2 separate regions of the Homo sapiens genome follow, and region 1 is linked to region 2. The links are chromatin loops, found by intact Hi-C in ENCODE. Cell type or tissue: PC-9. All regions are shown on one strand. Links, peaks and the distances in the headings refer to the core of each region. The heading gives the core; the rest is flanking DNA. Region 1 overlaps TBC1D2 (TBC1 domain family member 2). Region 2 overlaps CORO2A (coronin 2A).

Region 1 (12,496 bases), core at 2,176-10,175, 77 kb after region 2:
TCCTCAAACTCAAGACAATGGATATTTGATGGGTATTCTAAAAGCTAAAAACTAAGGAACACCAACTACATGCAACTCTTTCTCTTTTTTATTTTTTTTTTAATAGAGACAGTGTCTTACTCTGTTGTCCAGGCTGGAGTGCAGTGGCGTGATCACAGTTCACCACAGCCTCGAACTCCTGGGCGGCTCAAGTAATCTCCCACCTCAGCCTTCTGAGTAGCTAGGACTATGGCGGGTGCCTTCATACCTAGTGAATTTATTTTATTTTTTTTTAGAGACAGGGTCTTGCTATGTTGCCTAGGCTGGTCATGAACTCCTGGGCTTAAGCAATCCTCTAGCTTCAGCTTCCCAAGTAGCTGGGACTACAGGCACGTGCTACTGTGCCTGGCTAATTTTTTAATTTTTTGTAGAGATGAGATCTTGCTATGTTTCCCCGGCTTGTCTCTAACTCCTGGCCTCAAGTAATCCTCCTGCCACAGCCTCCCCAAATGCTGGCATTACAGGTGTGAGCCACCCATGCCTGGCCTTATGCAACCCTTTAAAGCACAAAGCACAAAACACTGGGCCTCTGAGGATCATATGCAAGTGTATTCTTGGTTAATGTGAATCACATACCCAGAGTCTCCATGTAGCTGAGCTCACTGATAAAGAAAATTCATGGCCAGGTGCGGTGGCTCACACCTGTAATCCCAGCACTTTGGGAGGCCGAGGCAGGCAGATCACGCGGTCAGGAGATCAAGACCATCCTGGCTAACATGGTGAAACCCCGTCTCTACTAAAAATACAAAAAAATTAGCCGGGCATGGTGGCGGGCACCTGTAGTCCCAGCTACTCAGGAGGCTGAGGCAGGAGAATGGCGTGAACCTGGGAGGCGGAGCTTGCAGTGAGCCGAGACCGCGCCACTGCACTCCAGGCTGGGTGACAGAGCAAGACTCCGTCTCAAAAAATAAAAATAAAAAAAAATAAAATTCCTGAATATGTAAATTCAGGGGCACACTCAGTCTCCTAGTGAGTCCATGATTACAATCAACTCTCAGGCTGTCTGGAGCCACCTGGCTGATCTAGTGTTCTTTTTTTTCCTTTGAGATGGTGTTTCACTCCTTCACCCAGGTTGGAGTGCAGTGGCACAATCTCAGCTCACTGCAACCTCCACCTCGTGGGCTCAAGCGATCCTCCCACCTCGGCCTCCAGAGTAGACGGGAACACAGGCGTGCGCCACCACAAATCTTTCTGACCCCTGTGCTGCTCTACCGGGGCTTGCACAGTGGATTCCGGCAGTATGGGTGGAGAGAAGAGGAAGCCGCCTGGCTGGGGGCAGGCAGGGTAGAAAAGCAATCAGATGGAAGCAGTTTTCCCTGCTGTGTGGAGGGCTGAGAGCTTTCTAATCATCTGGCTGCATTTGCATTGGAAAGGTTATGTTTTTCTTTTAACCCAAAAGAATCTCTGATTTCAGACTAAATAAGGGAAAAGATTCGGGAACTGGTTATGTGGGTTTTCAGTCTTTGCTGAAAGAAAGGGAAGGGAATCAGGTTTCACGTCCTTTTCCTTTATCCTTCTAACAGCCCTAGTCAAGAGGACTAGTTGGGCTATTTGACACAGAGGTGAGCTAACATGCCTAAAGTCACACAGCCAGAAAGAGGCAGAGCCAAGAGTCAAAGAGGTCAGTCTGACTTCAAAGCTTGGGTGGTGGCCACTGTTCAACACTGCCCACTGAGAGCTTTTCTCTCAAAAGCTTCCTGATTTCTTTTTTTTTCTTTCTCCATCTGCCCTCACCGAGTAGTTCTTTGATAGAGTAGCATGAGAGTTCTCAAGGTTATAAGTCTATATGTACAGTCTCGTGTGGCTTAATTATGAGGATACACTCTGAGAAATGCGTCATTAGGTGATTTCACTGTTGTGCAAACATTGTAGACTGGACGCAGACAAACCTAGGTGATTTAGCCTACTACGCACCCAGCTAGATGGTGTAGCCTATTGCTCCGAGGCTGCAGACCTGTGCACCTGTTACGGTACTGAATACCATAGGTGGCTGTCACATAATGGCATTTGTGTATCTAAACACATGTAAACATAGAAAAGGTAGCATGTTGTGCTATGATGTTATGACGGCTATGATGTCACTATGTGACAGGGATTTTTCTGCTTCATTGTAATCTTATGGGACCATCACATATGCAGCCTGTTATATGGCATCTGACTGTACATATGTGGTTGTGAGTGGCAGGGTTTGGGGCAGGACGAACTCTGGTTGTATGGCTCCCTTTACGGACAGTGGAGGCTATGAGTGCACTCCACAGCCACAGGCCTCCCAGTGGGACAGTTCCTGTCACAACCCTTTAGAGAGGAGGCTGCGGGTCACGGCAGGCAACACACTTCACATAAAGTTCCTACCTCCTGTGACATCACTGGTCCCTGTGGGGTGGGGAAGCCTAGGGAAAGATAGGGACAGAGAAGGGGAAGGAAGGGGAGGAAAGGAGGAGCAGGGATGGTGGCAGCAGCTAGAAGCGGCAGCTGAGCAGACAGACCAGACCGCAGACATGAGCTCCAGCCCAGCTCCAGCTCCTCCACTTCTTCAGCACATGACCCTGGGCAGGCTCCTTAACCTTTCTCAGCCTCAGCATTCCACATCTGTAAAGGGGGAGCACACCAGCGGCTGCCTCACCTCACAGGGCTGGCGCGAGGACTAAATGTGGCGATGCACCCACCGAGGGCAGTGCCTGGCACACAGGAAACACCCTATAAATTCTACAGATGGGAGCAGTGACTATTGGCAGCTGCAGGTCATCCGTACAGTGTGCAGGCGCAGGACTGTGGGGGGAGGGTCGTGCTGGCCCCTTAGGGCTCTCGGGTGCACTGGGATGGCACTAAGGGAGGTTGACCAGGCCAGGCCCCACACTTAGCTAGTCAGGCTTTCATCTCTCATTTGATAATCTAGAGGCACCTTCACTTTTCAGTAGCCCAGGATACCAGGGCTACTGGTTAATGGGTCAATCAAGGCCCAGGCAAACTGCACTGGGCCTTGTGGTAAAGAAAGTGAAGAAGCGTAGAGCAATATTCCCATCAACATGTGTTTCTAATGTGAATATTCTAGGATGAAGGGGTATCCCCACTCCACCTAGCAAACCCTTAGGGGTGGAGAGCGCACCTTCCCTGAGGGCTGGGACAGAGGACCGGCAGGACTGGCAGGCCCTGAGGGGAGGCCCCTACCTTCAGGTGCTCTATCTTCCCCTGCTGGCTCAGGAAGTCCCTGTTGGCAGCGTCGGGGCGCAAAGGAGACTGGTCAGGGGGGTGCGTGAAGTCCTGGGTGACCTTCTCAGAGAGCTTGCAGATGACCTGCTGCTTGGCGTGGTTCTTGTCCATAAGCAGCTGCACGTGCTGCTGTAGCTCCTGCACCTGCTGCTCCCGCAGGCTCGCTGTGTGCGCCAGGCTCTCCCGCTCCTGCTCCAGGGCCTCCACCCGCCGGCCCAGCTCCGCGATCTGCCGCACTTTGTGCCGCACCAGCTCCAGCCGGTCCTTGTCCTCAGCCGCCGCCAGGTATGCGCTGGACGCCCGCTTCTCCTGCTGGGCGGCCTCCAGTGCCTTGTGCAGGATCTTCACTAGCTCCTGGGCAGGGAGAGGGAAGAATCTTGTGAGCTCAGGGAGGGCCTGCTGGGCGCCACAGTGGGGTATATGTTATCAGTAGTTCTCCTAACAACCGTGAGAGGTGCCCAGCAGCATCCCTGCGGCATCTCATCCTGACACTCACTTTCTCCTTCTCTGTTCAAGTGACTGTTAGCTGGGCACATGGTTCCCCAGCTTAAAACTGCATCTCCCAGCCAAGCCATGGTGAGGTGTAGCCAAGTAACTATTCTGCCTAAATGGGAAATGAAAAGTGAGATGGGCAGCTTCTGGGTCCTACCTTTAAAACCACTAGATACACGCTCCTCTGGTCCAGTTCTCTTTGCTTCTGGCTGGGAAGTGGCAGGAACTAGAGTGGCCGCCTCAGACCCACAGCAGAAGGTACATGTTGAGAAAGGGCTGCCCCCCAGCTCAGAGTTGCTCACCTACCTCTGGGTTCTTTAATGTGAATGAGAAACCTCTCACTCGTTTTGGGCCACAGTGCTTTGAAACTTTTTTTTTTTGAGATAGCGTCTCCCTCTGTTACCCAGCCTGGAGTGCAGTGGCACAGACATGGCTCACTGTAGCCTCAATCTCCTGGGCTCAGCTGATCCTCCCACCTTAGCCTCTCAAGTAGCTGGGACCACAGGAACATGCCAACACACCAGGCTAATATTTGTATTTTTTTGTAGAGAAGGGGTTTTGCCATGTTGCCGGGCTGGTCTCAAACTCCTGGACTCAAATGATCTGCCCACCTTGGCCTTCCAAAGTGCTGGGATTACAGGTATGAGTCACCACACCCAGTGGAGATGTTTTTGTCACAGCAGCTGAACCCATACCCTGACATATACACATCCATTTCAGGGATGAACAAACTGAGGCCCAGCAGAGAGTAGAATGGAATTCAATCTCAATTGGCTAGATTCCAAAGCCTGTGCTCAGTAACTAAGAAAACCAGGGGTGGCAGCTATGTGGCATTACTCTTCCCTCTCATCCCTGTGGCAGACATCACTAATTAATCTCCCATACTTCTTCCTGCACAGCCTACCCTAGTTGAGGCCTCAGAATCATTCTCAATATAGCAGCCAGTCACTACCAATCAAGTTGAGTCAGGGTTAAAGAGGAAATACACTGGCAATCCCCATGTAAAGCCACACACAGAGGACCTCATTCAAGCCATTTGTGCCTAGTTACCTTCAGCCCACCAGCCGATGCCTGCAAAGCTGGTGGAAGGAACTCTAGAAAGTTCAGAAACAATAGAGCTTGATTTATTCCTCAGCAGGGGCAACTAATTCACACAGGAACTCAAGGTCTGCTCAGCTCCCTGTGCCTTTAAGCCTGTAATTTCCCCAGGGAGGGCCACGCCTGGACTCAGGCCTATCTGTCCCAAAGCAGGGATGTGAATTTGTTCTGGGCCAGGATCAGGACATCAGCAGCCAGGTCCACGTGGAACTAATACCAGGTAGGTATGACTTTCAGGCAACACTGCCCTGCTCTGTGCTTCTCATTTGGAAAAACATGGTTTCCTAGAGACATGTCAACTATACCACACCAAAGTATTAAAATGAGTGGATTGGCTGGATAGCCTTATTTGCTAAGAACAATTCTATATTGGAGGAAAACTGCCAAAAACCATGACTTTTTTGGAGAAGCTAATGACAAGACCACATTAGCCTGCATCTTCTGAAACCTTAGGACTAGTGACCATCCTTTCTCTGGTTCTCTCTTTTCCTTCCACATGCCCATCCATCCATCCAACCTTTACCAAGCACCACTCGGTGCCAGGCCAGGCCCTGAGCCAGGTGCCGTGGCCCAGAGAGGGAGTGGTGAGAGTTCCCACCTCCAAGGACTGCAAAGGCTGGTGGGAATGAACATGACCCACCACAGTGGAATGATCTACTGCAAGTCAGGGGAACAAGGGTGTTTGTGGGAAAGGCAATGACTTCTGTCTGGGGTGGAGGTTGTGGGGAATACCAGTCCAGAGCATTTAAAAGAAACTGTGAAGAATGAGAAGGGCCAGAGATGGTCGAGCAGCAGGTGGGAGATGAGGGTGGGGATGGCCCTCCAGATGTGGCCAAGCTACAGCCCCAGTAAAGACCTGGAGGAAGGAAAGAGCTACCATGGAGCTGTGGGAGCCCTGGGGTGTGGCAGGAAGTTGGGGTGAGGACAGCACAGTGATTGCAAACCAAAAGGGAATGTTTGGAACGTCCAGAATGAAGAAGTCAGCTTCTCAGGGCTCAGTGGAGAGAGATTAACATTCCTGTGGTTCCAGGAAAACTGGGGGCCTAGGCCATTTTCTGCTTCAGCTGAGATTTGGAGGTTACCTTGGATGACTGCCCAGGGAAATAACCAACAGACATCATTGTTCAGACTTGCCCTAGGAGCAGGACCAGTGGGTGTCTTTCCCTCAATTTGGGGAGTTAGTTGACTCTGAAGCTTATTTCATTACATCTAGCTGTCTCCTTCCCGCATTTGGCTCCCAGAATCTAAGACTGAGACACCAGCCCAGGAGGCTCTCCTCCCACCCCCAGAATTCTTGTACCAGAATAAAATAGGCTTAAAAGAACGGAACCAGGGCAGAGGGAGGGAGCCTCAGTAGGACTTGTAAGATGAGGAGTGAGAATGTCATGAATTCAAGAAACCTAAAGTCTGGATTATAAGCAATGTCTTAGGACCAATTCTTAAAAATAGGTTGGGCCGGGCGTGGTGGCTCACGCCTGTAATCCCAGCACTTTGGGAGGCCAAGGCGGTCGGATCACGAGGTCAGGAGATCGAGACCATCCTGGCTAACATGGTGAAACCCCGTCTCTACTAAAAATACAAAAAAATTAGCCAGGCGTGGTGGCGGGTGCCTGTAGTCCCAGCTACTCAGGAGGCTGAGGCAGAATGGTGTGAACCCGGGAGGCGGAGCTGGCAGTGAGCTGAGATCGCACCACTGCACTCTAGCCTGGGCGACAGAGCGAGACTCCATCTCAAAAAAAAAAAAAAGAAAAGAAAAGAAAAGAAAAATAGAGGGGTTGATGAAATTAAGCTTTTTGAAGTGTTTTTTTTTCTTTTCTTTTTTTTTTTTTTTTTTTTGAGACAGGGTCTCACTCTGTTGCCCAGGCTGGAGTGCAGTGGCGCAATCACGGCCCACCGCAGCCTCAACCTCCTGGGCTCAAGAGATTCTCTTGCCTCAGTCTCCCTTGTAGCTGGGACTACAGGCATGCACCACATTGCCCAGCTAATTATTTTATTTTCTGTAGAGACAGGGTCTCCCTATGTTGTTCGGGGTGGTCTTGAACTCTTGGGCTCAAGAGATCCTCCCACCTTGGCCTCCCAAAGTGTTGGGGTTATAGGTGTGAGCCACCATGCCCGGCCCAAGTGGTACTTTTAATATTTCTCAATCGAGTTGTTTGGTTCATCTCAGATTTTGATACGTGGTCATAAGTTGTCACTTTATTTAAATTTTTAAAAGCCAATAAATCATCTTTAAAAAATAATCCTTTATCTTTTTAGAGCATTGCTACTTTCATCAGTGGTGGGCCCTACAGGGGTCAGATGAAGGGGCATGGGCTTTGGAGTTGCACAGGCCTCGGTTCCCATTCTGGATCCGTGGGGGGTGTATCTAACGAGGTGACTCTAAGGAGGGTAGCTCAGGTGGCCTCTTCATTGAACCTCAGCTTTCTCATGAATGGGGCTAAAGCTTCCTCTTCTGCTCAGAACTGCCTCTAGCATGAAAGAGAAAGTGCCAAGTGTCCCTCCCCAAGCTGACATGGCCAAGGTACCTCCCAGCCCTCTTTCATGTCCTCTGAAGTTTTTGGCTGGAGTTCTAGGAAAGTAAGAGGCTATACGTTGCCCCACTGAGTTTCCTAAAAAATTACGTTCCTTTACCCAGTAATCCTGATTGAACTAAGGTGGCCCCAGAGGGCCGCAGGCAGGGTCCCAGAGGGGTTCATCATTCCCAGCCGCCAACAGATGGCCAACATCACCACAGACAACAGCCTTCCATCTGCCAGAGCAGACGGCCTTCAGGCTGGGTGGAGTTCTGTCAACTCCAAGGGTCAGTCCCCGGCCAATCAGCCATCTGGTGCTATCTCCTAGAGCCCAAACCTCTTGTGGGGCCAGTGCTGCAGGTATGGGGACAGATAATGGCTTAATGGGTATTGAAGTCAACCTGTGGTTTAATATGACACCAGGGGGTACACAGGGAGTGCATTCATTTTTTCTCAAGAGCAGTTTTGGTGCTTGTGTCTCATAGTGGGCCTCACCATGAGACTATGGAAGAGAGGAGGCAGCCCAGCCTCTAGACTTGGAGAAGGAGGTTAGGGCCCCAATCCTGGCTTTTCCAGCTGCCTGCGCATGGGCAAGTCACCCAACTCCTCTGAGCTCCTCAAATGCTGGCTTAGCCCCTGGGAGACCCTGAGCATGCAGACACTCTGAGAACCTCAGTTTCCCTTTCAGAGTAAGGGGATGAAAACTATTGTAAGGACAGAGATAACACATGGGAAGGCTCAGCACAGTCCTGGGGCCGCGCTTCATACCAGCAGTTCCCATGCTCACATCTTCTCTTCCCCACTAGATGGTGAGGTGCCCAAGGGCAGGGATTTGTCTGCAATGTGCTCTCAAGAGCATCTCGCAGTGTTTGAGATAGAAATTCCTAAAGAGTCACGAAAGCCACTGGCAATGGCCAGATCAGCTAGGATAAGACCCCAAATTCCCATGTCCTCCTGAAGTTTGAGGTAGACAGGAGGTGCCTTCCCACTAAAGAAACACAGGAAGGTACCTCGCAGGGGTAGCTCCTGGGATTCCAGGTGCCCATCTTCCCAGCTGATGAATGGGACTCTAATGAGGGTCTCAGATGGACAGCGGCTCTCCTAGCGGCATTCTGAGTGCCTGGGGGCACCACTGGGCACCCAGAAGTTGTGCTGGCTTTTTCTGTCTCACCTCTTTGGTTTCAGTATCTGGGCTACAGGTGAAACCCTAGAGTTACGGGGCTGCCATTCCTCCCTTCCTAATGTGGAATGAAGACCTAAGCTCCCTGATCACTGCTATGGCCCCACGGCACATTTCCTGAAGGCACTGATGGGCTCTCACTTCCCGCCTCGTCTCTGAGCCCCTCAGCAGGGCACCTCACTGCTTGTAGGGCAGGAAGAGATTGACATGGAGGGTAAGGAGGGCTGCAGTAATCGCCAGAACAACCAGAGCCTGCATCTGTTGGGCAGCTGCTGGGTGCCAGGTACTGGGCTTTATGAATCTGGGCACAGGTCTCTCCAGTAAACACGGCTGCAACTCCATTTACAGAAGAGGAAACTGAGGCTTAGATAGGTTAAGAAACTTGCTTAGGGCCAGAATTTGAGCCTGTGCTGTCTTATTTAAAGGCTGGTTCTTTGAATCACCCTGAAGACTGAAGTTCATTTGTGGAATGGGTTGGAGAGTAAACAAATCCACTCCTATTGCACAATAATTGGATAAACTAAATAAATCACAACTCATTCTCCTTTTGACCCTCTGTCCCAGGACACAAAGTCGAGGTTTGGTGGAAGGTTACCTGGTAGAAAAAAAATCCAGATTCTTCAATGCATCAACAACTTCCTCCTGACAATTTCCCTCTGAATATATGGGAGTTGTCAATAGCCTGGTCAACCCTTATTAATCTCCAAGAATCTTGCCTTTATTTATTGAAGAATGATGAGTCCTCCAGAGATGCAGAGCAATCAGGGGCAAACTTTCATGAAATCTAGGTTTCCTGGGGCCTTTCTACTTCATCTGACAATTTGTAATGTCTTAGAAAGAAAGGCTGTGTCAAGAGAGGCTGCCCGTATATTCAGGATTTCTTTTTCTTTCCAGGTTTGGGTTTCGGATTTAAGCTCTACTAGTCCAGGGATCAAGTAGCTGCTATGGCTCTGTTTCATGCCCTCTCAGCTCTCAGGAGCGTCCAGCAGCCTCAGAACTGGAGCACCATGATGACAGGAGGAAAAGACAGCTGGGCTGCTAAGCAGCAGCAGAGGGGACCTCACGTGTTATAACTACACATTTGGGTGTTGCTTTGTTTAATGTCTGTCTCTGCCATGAAATGCAAGCTGTAAGGGCAGAGCCTGTGTCTTTTGCTCATTGTTCTTTCCCAGCACCTGGAACACTGCATGCACATAACAGGCCCTTAATAAAAATTTGGTGAATAAACACATGAGTTAAGAACGTATGAATAAATGAGCCCCCTCCTTTGAGAACTCTAATGTCTAATCACCAGTTGCTTCACTAAATGTAACTCCTGGCCAGGCACGGTGGCTCACGCCTGTAATCCCAGCACTTTGGGAGGCTGAGGTGGGCAGATCACTTGAGGTCAGGAGTTCGAAACCAGCCTTGCCAACATGGTGAAACCTAGTCTCTAATAAAAATACTAAAAACAAAAACCAAAAAACAAAAAAAAATTAGCTGGGCATGGTGGCAGGTGCTTGTAATCCCAGCTACTTGGGAGGCTGAGGCAGGAGAATCGCTTGAACCCGGGAGGCAGAGGTTGCAGTGAGCCAAGACTGCACCACTGCACTCCAGCCTGGGTGACAGAATGAGACTCTGTCTCAAAAAAAAAAAAAAAAAAGTAACTTCTGACATGCCAGGAATGAAGCCTCTGCCGGTTCCCCTGAGATCTGCTGACAGTGGTCACTGCTTAGGGGCAGAAAAGGCAGACGAGGGGCCAAACTAGGTATAGGGAGAGCATTTTTTCTAGATTTCTTCCCACCAAAATAGGGCAGAAAAGAAAAGAAGAAATGTACAAGTTATAAGAAATATTCAGAAGGTAATAGGGCATAAGCCCCACCTCCCCAGCCTAAGTCCTCTGGAGTCAGGGCTGGAAAACAAAGCAGAAAGGGCCTCCGGGCAGCCAAAGTTCAAACACAAAAGCTTAGGCCTTCCTCTAGAGGAAAAGGAGTCTGGGCCCTCACTGGAGCCCGCCACTGCCACCACAGGTCCTACCAGGCCCCACCGTTGGGATTTATGTAACAACTGCCTAACTTAGTCGCTTTTATCACTCTAAAGAGGGGCTCCCGCCCGGAGCTGCAGCCCTCTCACATCTTTGCCCTGGGACCCTCACTACTTCATAAGGTAGCCCCTGGCTTTTAATACCATTTACTCTCTGGGATGTAGGATTTTGGAGTAGTTTTAATGTCTGTGTGTATGAGATCTGTTTTCTACAATTATTATATAGCTCTTGTAACTCTCGTAATTAACTTCTTACCATATTAAGCCCAAATATTCCTTTCACTGTTTCTGTGTTGGTCCTGGCTTAGCCCTGGGCCACACACATGCTGCTTGTTTGCTTTCTCCTGTGACAGTCTTGTGACGGTCATTCAGATATCTGTGCCCAGATATCGGCTGCCAGGTCAAAGTTCCCCCCAGTTCTATCGACAGCCCCTCCCATGACCCTGCATCCAGATCACCTGCCTCTAAATAATGTCATTTTCTGGGTAGGGGGTGAGACCATGCATGGCCCTCCAGGAGGGGTCCAAGAGACAGTTATTAGAGTAGATCTCCAGAGATACCTGCCCTTGGTGCCCTTTTGTGACTTACTTTGAGTGACATCAGGTTCTTGAGTAATCAACAGCATATTTCAACATTCTGCAGTTTGGCCTTTAAAGACCAGAGAGTAGCTGGTGCCCAGCACGGCTAATGCGTCCCATCTAGCTTATCCGAAAGGCTCCAGGAACTGGAGGGGTCCACTGGAACCTGGGGCCTCCCTGGGACCAGACCTCACCTTCTGAGACTTTAACTCCTTGGTGAGCATCAGAACCTGTTGCTCCAAGGCTGCCACTTTCTCCTGGGCAGTTCGGTTCCGTGTGATTCCTTCAGAAAAGAATGGGAAGGTGTTGTTCTGGCGCTTGGCTTTCTGAGCGAAACTGATGGTCAGAGAAGGCTTGGGTGCAGGCTTTGGAGAATCCTCTGGCTCTCTCCCTGCTCAAGAGGAGAAACGCAGAAGTTATGACTGATGACATCAGCAGTTCTCAAACCTGAGCTTGCTTTAGAAGCACCTGGAGGGCTTGTTAAAATGCGGATGGTTGGGCCCTAATTTCGGAGCTCTGGATTTAATAGGTCTGGGGCAGGGCTTGAGAATATGCACTTCTAAAAAGTTCCTAGGTGATGCTGACACAGCTTGTCCAGGGGTTAGACTGTGAGAACCACTGGCCTACATAAACGTTATTGCACTGTGCTGGCCCATCTGCTAAACTGTGCCTGTCTCCTTCCTTCAGATCCCACCCAGCCTGCATTGGTCTATCTCATGCCACCCTGCTGGTGTTTGCCAAGTGGCTTTCTCCTCAGGCACAAGCCCTGGCAGGATGTTCTGTTCCTTATTTCAGGATCCCACCTCTATGTACTAGGAGATTTTCAAAGCACACAGATCTGTCTGATGATAGGAACACAAAATGAATGTCTGTACTCTGCATTCTTGCTCCAGAGAGCAGCTCAAGCATTTAACTTGATTCTTCTTATTCCAAGCTAAGTTAAGAGATATATTTCCCCCACAGTTGATTGTCTCAAGGATGCATAGTCCTTTTATCTCCTGGGTTACAACCTATGGTTCACAGGCCAAATCCAGCCCACAGCCTGCTTTTACAAATAAAGCTTTATTAGAACACGGCCATGCCCATTTGTTTATGTGCTGTCTATTGCTGCTTTTACTCCTCAAAGGCAGAACTGAGTGCTTAAAACAGAAACCCTATGGCCCACAAAGCCTCGAATCGTTACTATCTTGCTCTTTACAAAAAATGTTTGCCACCCACTGTTTTTAAGTCATCAAAATTTTATTCTTAAATCAAACCAAACATCAGAGAATCATTCCCTTGTGTTGCCTTGTCCTGCCCTGACCCAGCTGTGCTTCTGGTCTCTGCCATCAGCCTGCATCAAGGGACATTTAAGGGCCTGACTA
Region 2 (12,496 bases), core at 2,959-10,958:
ACCCAGGAGGTGGAGGTTGCGGTGAGCTGAGATTGTGCCACTGCGTTCCAGCCTGGGCAATAGAGTGAGACTCCGTCTCAAAAATAAATAAATAAATAAATAGCCAGGCATGGTGTCGCACACCTGTAGTTCCAGCTACTTGGGAGGCTGAGGTGGGAGGATTGCTTGAGCCTGGGAGGTCGAGGCTGCAGTCAGCTATGATTGTGCCACTGCACTCCAGCCTGGGCAACAGAATGGGACCCTGTCTCAAACAAAAAACAAAACACGGTGAATTTTCTGGTATGTGAATTCTACCTCAATTACATAGAAAGGGCATTTCCCTCATTTTCCCCTTTCCTAATGAGAATTCCTGTATAGGTGCTGGGAGGGACATACAGGTCCCCCAGCCCATGCCACACAGCCCTGAAGCTATTTCCAACTCCACCAAGAGACTTGGATTTCTTGGGGTCATAGAGAAACCACACCAGTTCAGTCACAGAACCTTGGACTGGCAGTGACCAATCTGCTCATTTTGCACATCACATTGCATGGCCCTGGCAGAACAGGGACCAGGACCCAGGCCCTCGACCTCCCACATCCACCATCTAGTTCCAGGTTCTTGAGCCACCCACCAGAATGCTCCCCCAGCCATTTTTATATCTAAGTGAAAGAGACAGCTGAGAAGAAAACTGGCCAACATCCATCCATCCCACAAATATTCCCGAGGTGCCCAGGGGACAGGTGCTGTTGGAGGGGCTGATTGCAAGGTGAACACTCAACATAGTCCTTGACTTTGCAGAATCAATAGTCTTGGGATTTTTTCTAGAGGGACTTTCAAGAACAGGGTGGACTCAGGGAACACCCAACCTTCTCTTCTTCCATCACCTCCCCATCTGTGTAGAGACCACTGTACTTGTTTTTTTTTTTTTTAAGAGACAGGGTCTCACTCTGTTGTCCAGGCTGGAGTGCAGTGGTGCAATCATGATTCACTGTAGCCTCGAACTCGGGGTAAGACAATCTTCCCACCTCACCCTCCCAAGTTCCAGGCTAAGAACTACAGGCATGTGTCACCAAGCTCAGCTAATTTTTAAAATTATTTGTAGAGATGGGGTCTTGCTATGTTGCCCAGGCTGGTCTTGAACTCCTGGGCTCAAACAATCTTCCCAACTTGCCCTCCTAAAGTTAGGGATTACAGGCATGGGCCACCGTGCCTGGCCTATGCATGCATTTTAGTAGCTCTGCAAACAGAGGAGGTGGTCCTGTGCCTCCCTCTGGAAATACTCTGGCTAATCCAGGTCTCTCCCCTCAGGAAAAAGTGATCAGACACCTCCGCCTAGACTGGATCCCCTACTGGAGGGGACAACGCTATAAAGGACATTATTTAACAAATCTAAACAAGAACGGTAGATTACAGTATTATCACAACATTAAACTTATATAAGTTGATAATGTACTGCAGTAATGTAAGAGAATATTTGTATTTTTAGGAAACAGTATTTAGGGATGAAGGGCTAAGATGGATGTAACTTACCCTCAAAGAGTTCTGAAAACAAAAAATTATACACACACCTACACATTCAGAGGGAGAAAGAGAACCAAAAAAAAAGGAAAGAATGTGGACTTGTGTCCTTTGTTAGTGATGTGCATGGAGGGAGGTGAAAATTTTCTCTCTTTCAAGTGGTCTCTGCCTCTTCTACAGCAGGACAGGGGAGAGAGGTGCATGCTTCCTGCCCTGTCCTGGCAGGGCGGTACCTGGAGCTAGGGTCTTAGAAGGACACTGCACCCACAGGCCCTGGCCCAGGTCTCCATGGGACCACTGACCCTTTTTTTTTTTTTTTTTTTGGACATGGAGTCTCGTCTTGTTGCTCAGGCTGGGGTGCAGCGGTGCGATCCCGGATCACTGCAACCTCCACCTCCCAGGTTCAAGCAATTCTCCCTGCCTCGGCCTCCTGAGTAGCTGGGATTACAGGTGCGTGCCACCACACCCAGCTAGTTTTTGTATTTTTTAGTAGGGACGGGGTTTTGCCATGTTGGCCAGGCTGGTCTTGAACTCCTGACCTCAGGTGATCTGCCCGCCTTGGCCTTCCAAAGTGCTGGGATTATAGGCTTGAGCCACTGCGCCCAGCTGCCAATGACCTCTTGCTTAGCCTCCAGGACATCCTGTACACTGTCCTCAAGGTGAGTTTTCGAAAATTAAAACCTGAGCATGTTGTGCACCTGCTCACATTTTGCAAGCCTCTTTTTCCTCATCTGTAAAATGTGAATGAATAATCATTTCTTCCTTGCAGGATTGTTGAGAGTTAAATGAGATACTATGCATGAAGAGCCCAACAGTCAGGTGTTACTGTAAGTGCTCAGTAACAGAAGCTACTATTATATGTATATGTATGTATATTTGTATGTCAAAACTGAGAAAAAAAAACTAAAAGGAATGAGCCAAAATGTTAATCATGGTTATATCTAGATGGTGGAATAAATGGCTGGCTTTAATATCTTTGTCTTATTTTTAGCTATGTAAGTTTTGCAATTAAAAAAGGTGTTTAAAAACAAAAATACAGATTTTCTGAAAAAATGGGTCCATCCAGGATTAGCCAAAAACTTCTGTTATAAAACTGTAGCTCTTGAAGGGCTCTAGAGACCAGGAATGGAGCCCACAGCTGCACTGTCTTATCCTGCACCTGTGGCAGGCATTGCGAATGGATCCCAGCACCCTCTCTCGGACCTCAGACTTGGGGAAATCCAGCATGGAGTAGGGACTTGCCCAGGGTCACTGCAAAGGTGAGGGGCAGAGCTGGGCTTGAGCCCAGGCCTCTGGTTCCCCAAGTGTGAGCCTGGTGCTGTACTTCCTGTGCTCTGAGGGAGCACCAGTGAGTGCTCTGTGAGTCCCTGCCCTGGCCTCCTTCCTGCACACAGCCTTTCCTTTCTCTGGGATCATTTCCTGGGTCAAAGGCCATGAGCAGTACTGTGTCTTTGGCTGTGGGGCACTGATTGCTCTCCGGGCCTTTAGACTCTGGCCCAGGGCCATGCCCCAATTTCCGCAGTGCGGTTTCCCAAGAAAAGCCAGATGAGCCAATAGTCAGGCTGCCCTCGGGCTGACGGGAGGCAAAGTGCCCAGGAGCCCCATTCAGACACACACCTCCCACCTCCCACAGACTCAGGGAAGGCGCCTTAGGGTTGGGCGTGGCTCAGAAGGGCCTAGCCCTAGACAGCTTCTCTTCCTTCTCAGCCTTCTCTTCCTTCTCAGCTGATGAGGGAAGGCTGCCCACTCACACCCCAGCCCACCCCAGCCCTCCCCTCCGCCCCACCTCCCCTGCCCTGCCCTGCCCTGCGCTGCCCTGCGCTGCCCTGCGCTGCCCTGCCCTGGGCTGGCAGATTGCTCTGCTTCTAAAAGGTTTTACGCTGAGGACCACAGGCAGGAGCGGACATTAGCCAGCCTGGTGGGCTATTGACTGAGCTGCTAAAAGCCTGTCAGGGACATTTATCATCAGGAGGCCATTTCCACCTTCTGCCCATTAGGCCAGCACTCAGCCAGAAACAGGCTTCTGATGGATGTGGTGTACAAGCTCTAAATCAGGGGAGACACGCCTGCTCCCCTCGCAGACCCCACAGAACCCTGGCTTGGGCCGCCCTGCCTGGAGAGGCATCACCTCCAAGTCTCCAAGGGGCTGCCCTGGGGCAGAGGGGGAAGACAGGACAGAAGGACCCAGGAGGAGTCAGGCGGGTGGGGGACCAGACTGGGGACTCTCTACGGCTGACCTCCATTGCCAGAAAGGGAGAGGTTGTGAGGCCACTGTCACGACCCTCAGCAGTCAAGGGAGCAGCTGTTCCTACAACAGCATCATAGTCATGGCCTCAAATGAGCATCCCAACAGCTCAGGGTGGAGACTGGGAGGCAGGGGTGGCAGGACGGGCAGAGGGAGGACACACAGTGTAGCAGAGGTGAAGTGGGCAGGCAGACTCTGGCTTCCAGGGGTGGAATCCCTGCCACATCCCTTACCATGGTGCAGCCTTGGGCAAGTGACCTCAGTTCTCTATGCCTCAGTTTCCTTATCTACGAAATGACAACAGTAGTAGCACCTCATTCACAGTAAAGCACTGAAGACGGTGCCCAGTACTTGCTAAGTACTCAGTACATTAGCCAGGAGAAGCTCATCACAGCTCATTACCATTACCCAGTTTTATTGTTGCTCAGTATGTTTCAGGGGCCAGGGGATATACTCACTGGGCAGGGGACAAACTGTTCTGCATGGGGACTCCCATCCTTTCCTACATAGCAGTGGCTCCAGGCATGCCCTCCATGAATGAACTAGTGGCTTGATTGTTTTCCTACTGGTGAATGCAGGCAGCTGGATCAGACATGTTCCCATGTCTATAAGAAATAGGTTTTTAAATGCTTCTTGGCTGGGCACAGTGGCTCATGTCTGTAATTCCAGCACTTTGGAAGTCCAAGGCAGATTACTTAAGGCCAGGAGTTCAAGAGCAGCCTGGGCAACAGGCCCCATCTCTACAAAAATTAGTCCGGTGTAGGGATGCACACCTGTGGTCCCAGCTACTCGGGAGGCTGAGGCAGGAGGATCACTTGAGCCTGGGAGGTCCAGCCTACAGTGAGCCATGATCGTGCCACTACACTCCAGCCTGGGCAACAGAGTGAGATCCTGTTTCGAAGAAAAAAAAAAAAAAAGCTTTTCTTTAGAAACCATAATCTAGGGAGTCATATATGTGCCAGGCCCAGTGCCAGCTGCGTTGCTCATAATATTTGATTTACCTCCCAACCACCCCAGGACATAGTACAAGAATTCCCCATTTACAAGTGCAGAGGCTGGGGCTCAGAGAGGTTGACAATCATGTACTAAGGACAGCAGAGCCAGGATTGGGAATGTTTCCTCTTATGGCCTGGTCTGCTCTTGCTGTCCTCACACCATGGTTATCATCATCATCATACAGGCCTTTCACTGAGGACATACTATGTGCCAGACTGCATGCAGGTGATGGCAGAGATGCGGTACTCACAATCCTGGGCTATAGGAGCCATCTACCTTATGGAGGAGGCAGGAAGGAATATACTTTGAGCTCAGAGGAGAGGCACACAAGAGACCTGGGGGATGAACCAGAGAAGGCTCCCTGGAGGAGGAGGACTTTAAATTGGGCCTTAAAGAGAGGGAGACTTTGACCAGGTCAGGTGGAGGGGAGGAATCTCAAGTCAGAAAGGCAGGGCCACAGGTAGGTTTTAAGTGGGAGGAGGCTGAAGCAGCCAGCGGGCACGGTAGGCTGGAGGACAGGGCAAGAGAGGAGGCTGAGCAAGAGGGGTGAGGCTGAGGGCATGGAGTCTACTCACCCTGCCCAGGGTGCAAGGCTGGACCCAATAGAGAGGTGGACAAATGGATAGGTGAGCCATGTCCTGACTGGAGAGGGTGAGATGTGGGACCAGGGACCGCCCAGAGGAGGCTGGGATTGAGCAGAGGGAGAGATGAGAGGAGCATTTCTTGACCCTAGGAATGGCAGCACTTCTAAAATGCACAGCACATTCCCATGATTTAGGGCAGAGCATCCTTCATCACCCCTCTCCTTATGAGCACCCAGATGAGCCTTTGGAGGGTTTACTGTAGAATCCAACATCCAGGGATGAAAGCGGTGAACCACAGCTGGTGTCCCCACTTGGTCACCTGTGGGGACAGGGAGCTCACTTCCTCCTGAGGTAATTCATCCTACTTTCAGACCTTGTGAATTTGGAGAAAATGTTTCCTACTTCGAGCCCAGTGTGGCCTCCAGGTGGCCCCTGCTTCCCCTCACTTCCCACTTCTGGTCCTGGCGTTGTCCTTTGGGGACCTATAGACACATCTGGGCCCTCTGTGGCAGGCCAACTCCTTGGATATTTGAAGACAGAGGACCCATTCCTTGAGTATGTTCTTGTCCAGGATGAACAAACCCCTAGAACTGGAAGAGACTTCCAAAATGCCAGACTAGCCCATACCCTGCCTTTCTAGAAGGGCAATTTGTATGGAGGGAACAGATATGTGCTATGGAAGGCTCTGAGGTTCCAAACAGTTGGCTAGGACAGGGCATAGAGGGCTTTGATGAGAGAGGCAGAACATTATCTGCAGGCAGCAAGGAGTCCTGGGAGGCATCTGAGCAGCGGAGTGATGTGGACACACATCGGCTTGAGAAGGGTCAGGTTGGCCTTGGTTTTTTGTTTGTTTGTTTTTTGAGACAGAGTATTGCTCTGTCGCCCAGGCTGGAGTGCAATGGTGCGATCTTGGTTTACTGCAACCTCTGTCTCCCGGGTTCAAGTGATTCTCCTGCCTCAGCCTCCCAAGTAGCTGGGACTACAGGCATGTGCCACCACGCCCAGCTGATTTTTTATTTTTGGTAGAGACAGGGTTTTGGTATGTTGGCCAGGCTAGTCTCGAATGCCTGACCTCAAGTGATCTCCTGCCTTGGCCTCCCAAAGTGCCAGGATTACAGGTGTGAGCCACCATGCTGGCTAAGGCTGGCCTTTAAGATCATGGCAGTGAAATGCTCCTCTCCACTCTCCCAGGCACCTGAAAGCCACGGTGTCCATTAGGCCCTCAGGCCCATGTCCCCTCTGGCCTGTCTACTCCCAGCAGGGTTCCAGGGCTGACCCCCAGGGGCTCTGCCTGCCCTTGCTTTCATTCCTCCCCACCCTCCACACCTCACAGCAAAGTCCACCTTCTTCACCCCCTCCCTGGAGTGACTCTGTGGCAGGCTGGGCCCCAGGCTCAGGAGCACAGTCCTGGCCTCTCCCCAGCCTTCCCCTGCTGCCTTTGTTCCCTGAGTACAGTCCCTGGTTGCCAAGGCTGCAGGTTGCGAAACTCACCTCCAGCCTCCCTCTAACCAGCTCACCCTGGGTCACAACAGGCAAGAGGGAGGGACCCTGCCTGCAGTGTCACTCCCTTTGGGACATCTGAAACTGCCTGGGGCAGCCCGGCCCCTCTGAGAAGGACTTCCTGCACGCTGTGGCAAGGCCAGACATCTCCCAATCTCAATGCAATTTATGTACTTAATTAAATCATTAGCTAGCTTGTCCCTTCCTTGTTCTCACATCACTCACCTACTGATACATCTCTGTGCCTGGCACAGAACGTAATCCTGGTAACAAGTAGGAGCTGATGCAAATCAGTGCCAAACCTCAGGGGCCTCATGTCAGTGAAGTGAGAGCAAGGCCCGAGGCCACACCCAGGTCTGGGCTCCCATTCGGGTCCTGGACACACTGCACAGGGTCCTCTGGGAAGTCATCTTCCTGAGCCTCAGCGACCTCATCTGTGCAATGGGGCAAGATCCCCTATAAATGGGGCTAATGTTCATAAGGTATCAGCATAATCACTCCAACCCTGGTTACAACATAATAAAGAGCCTCTAAGGCCTGTCTGTGCAGGTAAGTGCTATGGCATGGTGCCTGCACAGTAGTAATGGATGTGGTTACTTAATAAGAAACATATTGGCCAGGTGTGGTGGCTCATGCCTGTTATCCCAGCACTTTGGGGGGCTGAGGCAGGAGGATCCCTTGAGCCCAAGAGTTTGAGACCAGCCTGGGCAACATAGTGAGACCCCATCTCTACTTACAATAAGAAAAAATTAAAAAGAAACATCAATCAAATGCAAGATGTGGACCCCATCTGGACTTTGAGGCAAACAAACCACAAGCAAAGTGGCATGTATGAGGCAACCAGGGACCATTAACATGAATTAGGAATCAGGTGACACAAGAGTTATTATTAATGTGATCCTGGCATTATGGTTATGTCAGAAAATGTCCCTGGTTTTAGAATTGCATACTGACATGTGGTAGGGGGCGGGGGGCAGAGGTTGAAATGACAAAATGTCTAGGATTTGCTTTAAAATACTTCAGGTAAAAGGGATGAGTGAAGCAAGAGGGCAAACTTGATAATTCTAGAATCTGGGCTGAGGAAAGTTCATCATATTATTTTTATCTACTTTTGTGCTTGAGATTTTTCCATAATTATGAACCTGAGCTAGATTAGAGCCTTGCTATTGAAAATGCAATTGGCAAACAAGTAGATCGGTATCACCTGGGAGGAGGGAAGTCAGATTTAGCAAGTAAAACACAGGATGCCCAGTAAAATTCAAATTGCAGATAAACAACAAATATTTTAGCATAAGGAGGTTCCATGCAATATTTTACTTACACTAAAAATTTGTAAAAATAAATTGACAGTTTCTTATAAGGCTAAACATGCAACTACCTTATGACTCAGCAACCGCACTCCTGGCCCTTTATGCCAGAGAAATGGAGACTTACTTATATTCACCCAAAAATATGTACACAAATGTTTGTAACAGCTTAATCTGTAATAGCCCCAAACTCGAAACAACCCACTGGCTTTCAGTGAGTGAATGGTTATATAAACTGTAGTGCATCCATACCATAGAATACTATTCAGCAGTAAGAAAGGACACAGAGGCAGGAGTGGTGGCTCATGCCTGTAATCCTGGCACTTTGGGAGGCTGAGGCAAGAGGATCACTTGAGCTCAGGAGTTTGAGACCAGCCTGGGCAACATCATGAGACCTCGCCTCTATTAAAAAAAAAAAAGAAAAAAAAAAAAAGAGGCCAGGCAAGGTGGTTCATGTCTGTAATCCCAGCTCTTTGGGAGGCTGAGGCAGGCAGATTAACTGAGGTCAGGAGTTTGAGACCAGCCTGGCCAACATAGCAAAACCCCATCTCTACTGAAAATATAAAAACTAGCCAGGTGTGGTGGCATGTGCCTGTAGTCCCAGTTACTTGGGAGGCTGAGGCAGGAGAGTTGCTTGAACCCAGGAGGCGGAGGCTTCAGTGAGCCAATATCATGCCATTGCACTCCAGCCTGGGCGACAGAGCGAGACTCCATCTCAAAAAAAAAAAAAAAATAAGATAAATAAATAAATAAAAATTTAAAAAAAGAAAGAAGGAACACATAATTGAGGCCAGGTGCAGTGGCTCATACCTGTAATTCCAGAAGTTTGGGGTGGGTGGATCACTTAAGCCCAGGGGTTCAAGACCAACCTGAGCAACATAGCAAAACCTCACCTCTACATAAAAAATATACAAAAATTAGCTGGGTGTGATGGCATGCACCTGTAGTCCCAGCTATTCAGGAGGCTGCCGTAAGAGGATTGCTTGAGCCCAGGAAGTGGAGGCTTCAGGGCTGCAGTGAGATATGATCATGCCACTGCATTCCAGCCTGGGTGAAAGAGCCAGAGCTTGTCTCAAACAAAACAAAACAAAACAAACAAACAAAAAAAACAAAACACACACACACAAAACACAAAAAAAAATGATCAATACTCAATATATGCAACAACCCAGCTGAACTGCGAGAGAAATACAGTGAGTAAAAAAAGCCAAGCTGAAAAGGTTACATATTGTATGATTCCATTTATGTAACATTCCTAAAACGGGAAAAGTATAGAAATGGAGAGCAGGTTAATTGTCATCTGGGGTTAAGGAGGGAATGGGGGTGGAGGGGAACAGATCTTTGTGATGATGGAATGTTCTGTATCTTGACTGTAGTGATGCCAGTATCACAACAGTATGCTGTACTGCGTACTGTAGTCTTATAAGATGTTACCACTGGAAGAAACAGGGTAAAGGATACACAGAATTGCACTGTACTATTTCTTATAACTGCTTGTGAATCTACTATGATGTCAAAATAAAACTTTTAATTAAAAAGAAAAAAGCAAAAATAACGATTTGTTGTTTATCTGAAAGTCAAATTAAACTGGGCATCCTGTATTTTATCAGGCATCTCTGGGAGCTTGTTGGAGATGCAGATTCCCTGGCCCCACTTCAGACCCACTACATCAGAATCTGTGTTGTAACACTAAAGTATGAGAAGCTCTGATTAGTGGCTCCTGGGTGTGTTAGTCCATTTTGCATTGCTATATAGGAATATGTGAGGCTGAGTATTTACAAAGAAAAGACGTTTGTTTGGCTCACAGTTCTGCAGGAGGCAAAAGAAGCCTGGCACCAGCATCTGCTTCTGGTAAGGACTGCAGGGGAGCTTCCAATCATGCAGACAGTGAAGGGGGGATCAGGTGTGCCGCAGGCCACGGGGAGGTGTCCCAGACTGTTTTCAACAATCAGATCTCAGGTGAACTCATTATCACAGGGAGGGCATCAAGCCATTCATGAGCTGCCCCCATGACCCAAACACCTCCCATGAGGCCCCACCTCCAACACTGGGGATCACATTTCCACATGAAAATTGGAGGGGACAAGCATCCAAACTGTATCACAGCTCCTGTTGGATCTGGATTCCTAGGAGTCTGTGATGATAGCAATTAACATGTATCTTTGAGCTATTTATTATATTTCAAAAAGCCCAAAGAGAATCACACATTTTATCTAGGATCAGGCTGTGTAGGACAAGTGAGTTTCTTTTTCTCTTTCTTTTTTTTTTTTGAGAGAGTCTCGCACTGTTGCCTGGGCTGGATGGAGTGCAGTGGCGCGATCTTGACTCACTGCAACCTCCACCTCCTGGGTTCAAGCAGTTCTCCTGCCTCAGCCTCCCGAATAGTTGGGGTTACAGGTGGCTGCCACCACGCCCAACTAATTTTTCATATTTTTAGTAGAGACAGGGTTTCACCATGTTGGCCAGGCTGGTCTCAAACTCCTGACCTCGTGATCTGCCTGCCTCGGCTTCCCAAAGTGCTGAGATTGCAGGTGTTAGCCACAGCGCCTGGCTGACAAGTGAGTTTCAACCCTCCAGTGGCTTCCCACTGGACTCAGGATAGAGCCCAGACTCCTGCCTGGGCTTACGACGCCTTCACAGTCCAGGCCCTACTCCCCAATCTGACCTCACCTCCTCCCACCACTCTGTGGTCACAGCACATGTGTCCACGTGCTGACAATGCACAGACACACCAAACCCATTCCCACTCAGGGGAATGTTTGCATGTTCTATTTGTTCTGCCAGCATACTCTCCCTTTAGAGCCTCAAGTGGCTCTCGGCTCAAAGATCACCTTCCCAGGAATGCCTTCCCAGACCATCCTGCCTAAACTAGGTCCCCTCTCCCAACCCACGTCACACTCTATCACATCACACCAATTTATTTTCTTTATATCAGTTGTTAGTACCCATTTACACCGAGCAGTTCATGCAAGTTAGAAACAGTGACAGTTCTGAGAGTTTGAGTAATAAAAGGAAAACCAACTAATTATTGAATTAATTAAGAATGCAGTTTGTTTGGTGGACGTAATCTTTTACAAGCATGCAAAGCTTGGAAGAAACAAGTAGCAAAATCGGCCATCTATAGGGGGTCCTTCCCATTTTGACCTTTTTATGTCTTTCTACAAATTCCATTTTGCACTTGTCCCTCCCTAGCTCGAAACATTCTCTCTCTCTTTAGGATACAGGTCACATGCCTCACCCCAGCATTCAAGGCTCTGCTCAGCTAGCCCCAGTCCACTTCCTTAGGGTACTTCCCTTCTTCTCCTTCACAGATTATTTGTTCTGGCCAGACAGCTGCTCTCTGCATTGCTTCCTGAACATTCTATATACAGTTGCACCTCCATGCCTTTGCTTGTGCCCTTCCCTTTGCCATTTATACCCTCCCTATTTATTTGGATGAACAACCATGAGATAATTTGTGGAGTTAATGAAAATTTATGAGCAACAATTATGCACCCAACTACATTAGGAGGTACTAGCAGAAAAGCACAAAGGACTCTAATTCAAAGTAGTCAGGGCATGGTTCTAAGGAAAAAATAGGCTTGGAATATGTCCTAAAAAAAGAGAATGCTGTGGGAATTTGAGGGAGGAAGTAAAAGTGTCTATCCATGAATATAGTAAATATTTCCATCTATTGAGGTCATCTTTATTAGTCTTTTAACAATGTTCTATCATTTTCCTTCTAAGCGTTGCTTGTTTATTCCTAGGTATCCAATCTTCTTTTATTCTATTGCAAATGTTTAATTATATCATCTAAATATTCCCAGTATGTACAAATGCAATTCATTTTTGTGTTCTGATTCTTGTATCCACTACCTTCCAAATACTCTTATTTTTCTAATAATTTGACTACATGTTCTTTTGGGTTCTATGTAGACAATTATATATGTAAATAATAGCAGTTTTATTTCTTCCTTTTCCATCCTAACACTTTCAACTTTTCTTTCGCTATTTTTCTTTTTTTGAGACGGAATTTTGCTCTGTCACCCAGGCTGGAGTGCAATGGCGCCATCTCGGCTCACTGCAACCTCCGCCTCCTGGGTCCAAGCAATTCTCCTGCCTCTGGGGTTACAGGCATGCACCACCATGCCCGGCTAATTTTTTTTTTTTTTTTTTTTGAGACGGAGTTTCGCTCTGTCGCCCAGGCTGGAGTACAGTGGCGCGATCTCGACTCACTGCAAGCTCTGCCTCCCGGGTTCACGCCATTCTCCTGCCTCAGCCTCCCATGTAGCTGGGACCACAGGCGCACGCCACCATGCCCGGCTAATTTTTGTATTTTTAGTAGAGATGGGGTTTCACCATGTTGGCCAGGCTGCTCTCAAACTCC

Evidence for each region. Peaks named below come from ENCODE experiments on the same cell type or tissue, not always from the same donor. Only the 100,000 strongest peaks of a DNase experiment are listed, where the experiment ranks them.
Region 1: a loop joins it to region 2, with 9 times the contacts of the local background. A loop is called at or near these places in 2 of 110 quality-filtered maps.

The regions. Positions count from the first base shown.
Region 1 is chr9:98,217,626-98,230,121 of GRCh38, forward strand. TBC1D2 (TBC1 domain family member 2) reads right to left here. Exons shown (of 13, transcript NM_001267571.2): 5 at 11,327-11,523; 6 at 3,208-3,603. It overlaps MIR6854 (microRNA 6854), which reads right to left and starts at 11,592; the gene lies at 11,524-11,592. RefSeq lists a silencer at 1,142-1,436 and an enhancer at 5,045-6,244. In PC-9, for the core only: no CTCF peak of the experiment used is centred there; DNase peaks (open chromatin) are centred at 5,466, 5,846 and 9,096; H3K4me3 peaks cover 186 bases; H3K27ac peaks cover 8,000 bases.
Region 2 is chr9:98,139,548-98,152,043 of GRCh38, forward strand. The region is part of intron 2 of CORO2A (coronin 2A); the gene reads right to left. Among named protein-coding and RNA genes, the nearest start is that of TRIM14, 27 kb to the left of the region's middle. RefSeq lists an enhancer at 2,578-2,627. In PC-9, for the core only: no CTCF peak of the experiment used is centred there; DNase peaks (open chromatin) are centred at 3,064, 6,904 and 9,154; H3K27ac peaks cover 5,567 bases.